Regions from separate parts of the Homo sapiens genome. Here region 1 is linked to region 2. The links are chromatin loops, found by intact Hi-C in ENCODE. Cell type or tissue: ovary. All regions are shown on one strand.

What was found. A loop is a pair of places that touch in the nucleus more often than their neighbours do. Peaks named below come from ENCODE experiments on the same cell type or tissue, not always from the same donor. Only the 100,000 strongest peaks of a DNase experiment are listed, where the experiment ranks them.
Region 1: a loop joins it to region 2, with 5 times the contacts of the local background. A loop is called at or near these places in 6 of 110 quality-filtered maps.

The regions. Positions count from the first base shown.
Region 1 is chr9:92,649,672-92,652,171 of GRCh38, reverse strand. The region is part of intron 4 of IPPK (inositol-pentakisphosphate 2-kinase); the gene reads left to right. Among named protein-coding and RNA genes, the nearest start is that of IPPK, 19 kb to the left of the region's middle. In ovary, no CTCF peak of the experiment used is centred here; a DNase peak (open chromatin) is centred at 1,111; H3K27ac peaks cover 1,341 bases.
Region 2 is chr9:92,139,417-92,141,916 of GRCh38, reverse strand. LINC00475 (long intergenic non-protein coding RNA 475) reads right to left here and starts at 450. Exons shown (of 4, transcript NR_027341.1): 1 at 267-450. RefSeq lists enhancers at 1-164, 165-744, 1,324-1,903 and a silencer at 421-600. In ovary, CTCF peaks have their summits at 501 and 1,454 (motif pointing left); a DNase peak (open chromatin) is centred at 1,446; H3K4me3 peaks cover 1,188 bases; H3K27ac peaks cover 1,043 bases.

The DNA.
Region 1 (2,500 bases), 510 kb before region 2:
AGCCAGTTTTCAGTAATTCTTTTGCCAGAAACTTCATTATCAGGGATAGAAATCCTGGGAGCTCATGGATACAATTCTCTGTATCAGAAAACCACAGCACTGCACAGAATATGTGATGAAGAACCAGTAAAGGCAGGTGCGGTGGCTCTCGCCTGTAATCCCAGCACTTTGGGAAGCTGAGGCAGGCAGGTCACCTGAGGTCAGGAGTTCGAGACCAGCGTGACCAACATGGTGAAACACCTTCTCTACTAAAACAAACAAACAAACAAAATATATATATGTACAAAAATTAGCTGGGCGTAGTGGCGGGCACCTGTAATCCCAGCTACTTGGGAAGTTGAGGCAGGAGAATCGCTGGAACCCGGGAGGCAGAGATTTCAGTTAGCTGAGATCACGCCACTGTACTCCAACCCCAGGTGACAGAGTGAGACTCCGTCTCAAACAAACGAACAAAAAAGAACAAATTAATACCACAGAAAACAACATGAGGGAGGAGCTGGAGGTGGAGGGTCTGGGGCAGACTTAGGAACGGGAAGGGTTCCCAGAGGCCTGGGAGAGGCAAAAGGAAACTGAGGTGACCTGAGCTTCAGGAGGGAGGGCCTGGCCCAGGAGGGTCTGCAGCCCAGGGAGCTGTCCCCAACCGGAGTCTAGGCTAGGTCTGTGTCCTTCTGAGGAACAGGGAATCCAAGGGCCTTCTGTGGCATCACCTTCCCCATCCTCATGTTGTCCTTCCCCAATCCCCTCCCATCCCTTCGCCTCTCCCTTTCTCCTCCATCCCCACCCACTCCCTTTTCTGCACTTGCTGGTGGCCTTATGACAGGAATCAGGTCAAACCTTTTTTTTCAGTCAGTGATCAAAGAGATAAATTTCGTGAGTTGAGGGTGGAAATGCCTCTGCCCGGAGCACAGCCAGGCAATGAGGGTGTGGAATTAGCCAGTATAAAATTTTTTCCTGATTTGATTTGGAAAATGAAAGCAAACCATTCTCTGGGTCTGCAGTCTCTGGCTGGGGCAGGGAGGAATGGGCTTCACACTGCAGGAAAGGCTGGGGAGGCGGGAACGCCACAGGACAGTGGCTAGGCTCCAGTTCTTCCTCTCGGTGAATGCAGTCTGAGCCCGGCTCCAGGGTGCTGTCTGCAACTGCTCTGCTGCTCAGCCTGCCATTTCATAACAACCGTGGGAGGTTTATCACACCACAGTGATAAAAACCAGACTTGGAGTAAGGCTCATTATGTTAAAGGAGGAAAGCCTGTCCCTGGGGTGCCTGGAGCCCAGGCTTGTTTGGTTCTGTCCACACCACGGGTTCCAGCAGATCTGGTGCTGGGGAAATATTGGTGCACTGGGGACTGGGAAGGGCCTAGATGTGAGAGAAGGTAGAGCCTGCAGCCCCCTCCTCTTCAAGTTCCTGGGCTAAGGGTGTTGTGGAATTAGGGGACCATCCCCAAGACCACCCTCAGGATTGATAATACGCTAGAAGGACCAACATAACTCACTGTTTTACTTATGGTTATGTTTTATTGCAGGAAAAGGATAAAGATGGGACCAGCCAAGGGGAGAGGTGCAGGGGTGGGGTCCAGGAGAGACCTGGCATGAGCTTCTGGGTCCTCTCCTCAGGGGTGGTGTGGGCAGTATTCACTCTCCCATATGGAGTGTGCCCACCAGGAAGCTCACCAGGCATTGTTGTCCAGAGTTTTCACTGGGGCTCAGGCACATCGACATGGCTGACCATCGGTGTGGCTGACTGCAGTCTCCAGCCTCTCCAGAGTTTGAGCCGATACCATAAGGCGTGAAGCTACCCCCTACATAAACCAAGTTATTTTTTGTTTTTGTTTTTGTTTTTTTTTTTGAGATGGAGTCTTGCTCCTTCGCCAGGCGGTAGTGCAGTGGCGCACAATCTGGGCTCACTGCAACCTCCTCTGCCTCTCTGGTTCAAGCAATTCTCCTGCCTACGCCTCCCGAGTAGCTGGGATTACAGGTGCATGCCACCACGCCCAGCTAATTTTTTGTATTTTTAGTAGAGATGGGGTTTCACCATGTTGGCCAAGATGGTCTTGATCTCTTGACCTCATGATCTGCCCACTTAGGCCTCCCAAAGTGCTGGGATTACAGGTGTGAGCCACCGTGCCCGCCTTTTTTTTTTTTTTTTTGAGACAGAGTCTTGCTCTGTTGCCCAGGCTGGAGTGCAGTAGCACGATCTCGGCTCACCACAACCTCCGTCTCTAGGGTTCAAGCAATTCTCCTGCTTCAGCCTCCCGAGTAGCTGGGACTGTAGGCACGTGCCACCATGCCTGGCTAATTTTTGTATTTTTAGTAGAGACGGGGTTTCACTATGTTGGCCAGGCTAGTCTCGAACTCCTGACCTCATGATCCACCTGCCTTGGCCTCCCAAAGTGCTGGGATAACAGGTGTGAGCCACCTCACCTGGCCTAAACCACGTTGTTACTGTGTGTGTCCCACAATCCCCAGGGAGACATGAGGTTTTCATCAGGTACAGAGATGCC
Region 2 (2,500 bases):
AACCTGGGCTCCCGCAGTCAGCCCACAAGCACGGAGGCCAATGGGGAAGCCAAGTCAGGGAAGCCTGGTCTCCCTGCTCGCCTGATATTTAGTCTCAGACTCTTCTCCCCTCCCCAGTCCCGCAACGGTCAACTTGGAAGGGGGTGAACCCTCTCCGGGATGCCCACGCCCCAGGGCACCAAGCAAGCAGGTGTCCTGCTGAGGCCAGGACTGGGTGCAAGCCAGCAGCCCGCAGTACCAGGTGGAGACAGGCGGGCAGTACTCACAGGTAAGCCGTCAGGGGATCCAGGTCCCCCGGTATGGCGGACAGCCCAAGCTCAAGAGCAGTCGGCAGACAGCATGATGCCGTCCTCCTGGCAGTGGCAGGGGGCCGGGCAGGCGGTAGGCCCCGGGCCGGGCTGGGGGGCGCAGCCGGCGCTCGGGGAGGCGCACACAGCGGCGCGAAGTCACAGCGCCCGGAGCCTGGGCGGGTTGGGCATCTCGGCGGCCGGGCTGCTGGGTCACCTGGCGGCCAGGCGCGCAGACGCACGGGCGCGGTGTCCGCAGCTGCTTTCTCCCGGTCCCGGCGGGCTGCGCCGTCGGTGGGGACCGCCCCGGGGGCTCTACTGGGCGTCGGCGGCGGGGCGGTGCAGTCAGAGAGGAGCAGGCATTGTTGAGTGATCTTCGTTATTCAGTTTCACAGGCTGGGCTTGGCAAGGGAGGGAGACCCAGCCGGAGGAGGAGTCAAGGAAACTTTCTACGCTGCGGCTAGCTCCCTTCCCTCCTTCCTTCGGAGCTGGCAGGAATTTCATTCAGGAAAGATAAAAAAAGGAAAAAAGCAAAGAAACCCAAGCGAGCAAAGCTCAGCCCGTCAGAGACCTGCACTTGTTTAGAAAGGGTGTCCCAGGGCCTTGGCTGCAGGGCTGGGGACCCTCTTGCCTTTGGGGATAGCCACGGGGTCACATGGGACCCAGAGGAGATCTCTGAAAGAGGCCTTGGGGCTCTCATAGCCCCTCATGCCTTCACCACGTTTCACACTGGAGGAAACAGAGACCCAAGAGGAGAAATGATTTGTTCAAGGTGACACAGCTGATAGGGCATCCCCAGAGCTGGAACTCGTCAGCCCTCCTCGGCCTTATCCTAGGACAAGAGAGAGGGGAGTGAGGGGCTACCCTGGAAGAGGCCAGGCTGCGGAGGGTTCCACTGCAAGCTGGGATGACCCGGCAGTGGGCAACCAGGAGCAGTCTCCTCCCTGAGAGGTCGCGCCTTGACTCCAAAGAAACGGGTGTGGAGTTCCACTCGCTGAGTGCACCCTGGGTGGAAATGCACTCCTGCAGCCTCTGTCAGGTTTACTGTCAGGTTTACGGGGACCACCTTGATCCCTGCTCCCAGGACCTCGGCAGGCTGAGGGACTGCGTGCAGCTCAGCTGCTTGTCAAGAGGCCACCTCAAAGTAAGCAGATTGGCGCCACCTGGAGGCCGGGTGCTGCACCTGCAGCTCGGCCACCCTGAGGCTGGAATCCCACCAACTGGCTGACCTGGCCGGCCCCAGAGCCCTGGTGAGCAAAGGGCACGGTGGTTAAAACTGAGGCCAATCCCTGTTCTCTCCTTAGACCATAGTGAGCTGGCTGTGCTTCCTTCACGCAGCCTCTTGCTGTCTCTGGTCTCTCCCATGCTGAGCCAAGCCCCAGTGCAGAGCTAGAGCAGGCTGTGGGCACCCCTCCTTCCTTTTTTGCCCTGTCTCCCCATGGTCCAGCCAGAGGGTATACCAGAAACCTGGGACCTCAGAGGCATCCAGGATTTCTTCCACCCTGTCCTTCCACATGCCAGAATCCTCTCATCAACACCTCTCCACTCTCCGATAACCTCCCAGGGCTAGAGGGGCTGCATAGCCGGACCAAGAAATGAGCAGACCCTGACCCTAGGCCTCCCGTTGGTGCCATGGCGCTGAAAGTAGAAGATGAGCCTCCTAAGAAGGCTAGAGGATGGGCCTACATGACCAGAAAGACTCACAGATAGAGCCACCTTTGCCCTATGGCAGAAAGCTACCACAGGCCAGCCTGCACTTCCTTCACTCAACCATAGCCTTGGCTCCATCTCATTTGCAGCTCCTGCTGCTCCAATGTGAGATTTTCCCAGAGTGGAAAAGCCATGGTTGAGCCCTGTTGCAACCTCAGCAGCAGCTGCTTGAGACAGACTTGGGCAGCTCAGAGCAGAGCCTCCAGCCTGCTTTTGTGAGGGTCATTAGGGGGCCCACCCTCAGCTCCTGATAAACATGGCATATGGAGGACACCGGCATTTAGTCCTCCTGGGAGGGCACCAGTGCTTTAGTCTCGTTCTGGGAAAGCTCCCGGCTGAGCAGCCAGCACGACCTCTGTACCCTTCTTCAACCAGGCCTGAGAAGGACCCTCCTGACTTCTGACCCGTTGCACCTTAGTAGGAACTCAGGTTGGCCAAAGAGCTCTCCCCGCTTCCCCTTGGGGAGACCCGACTCCATTTCAGGGACTCTTGCTCTGATCTTT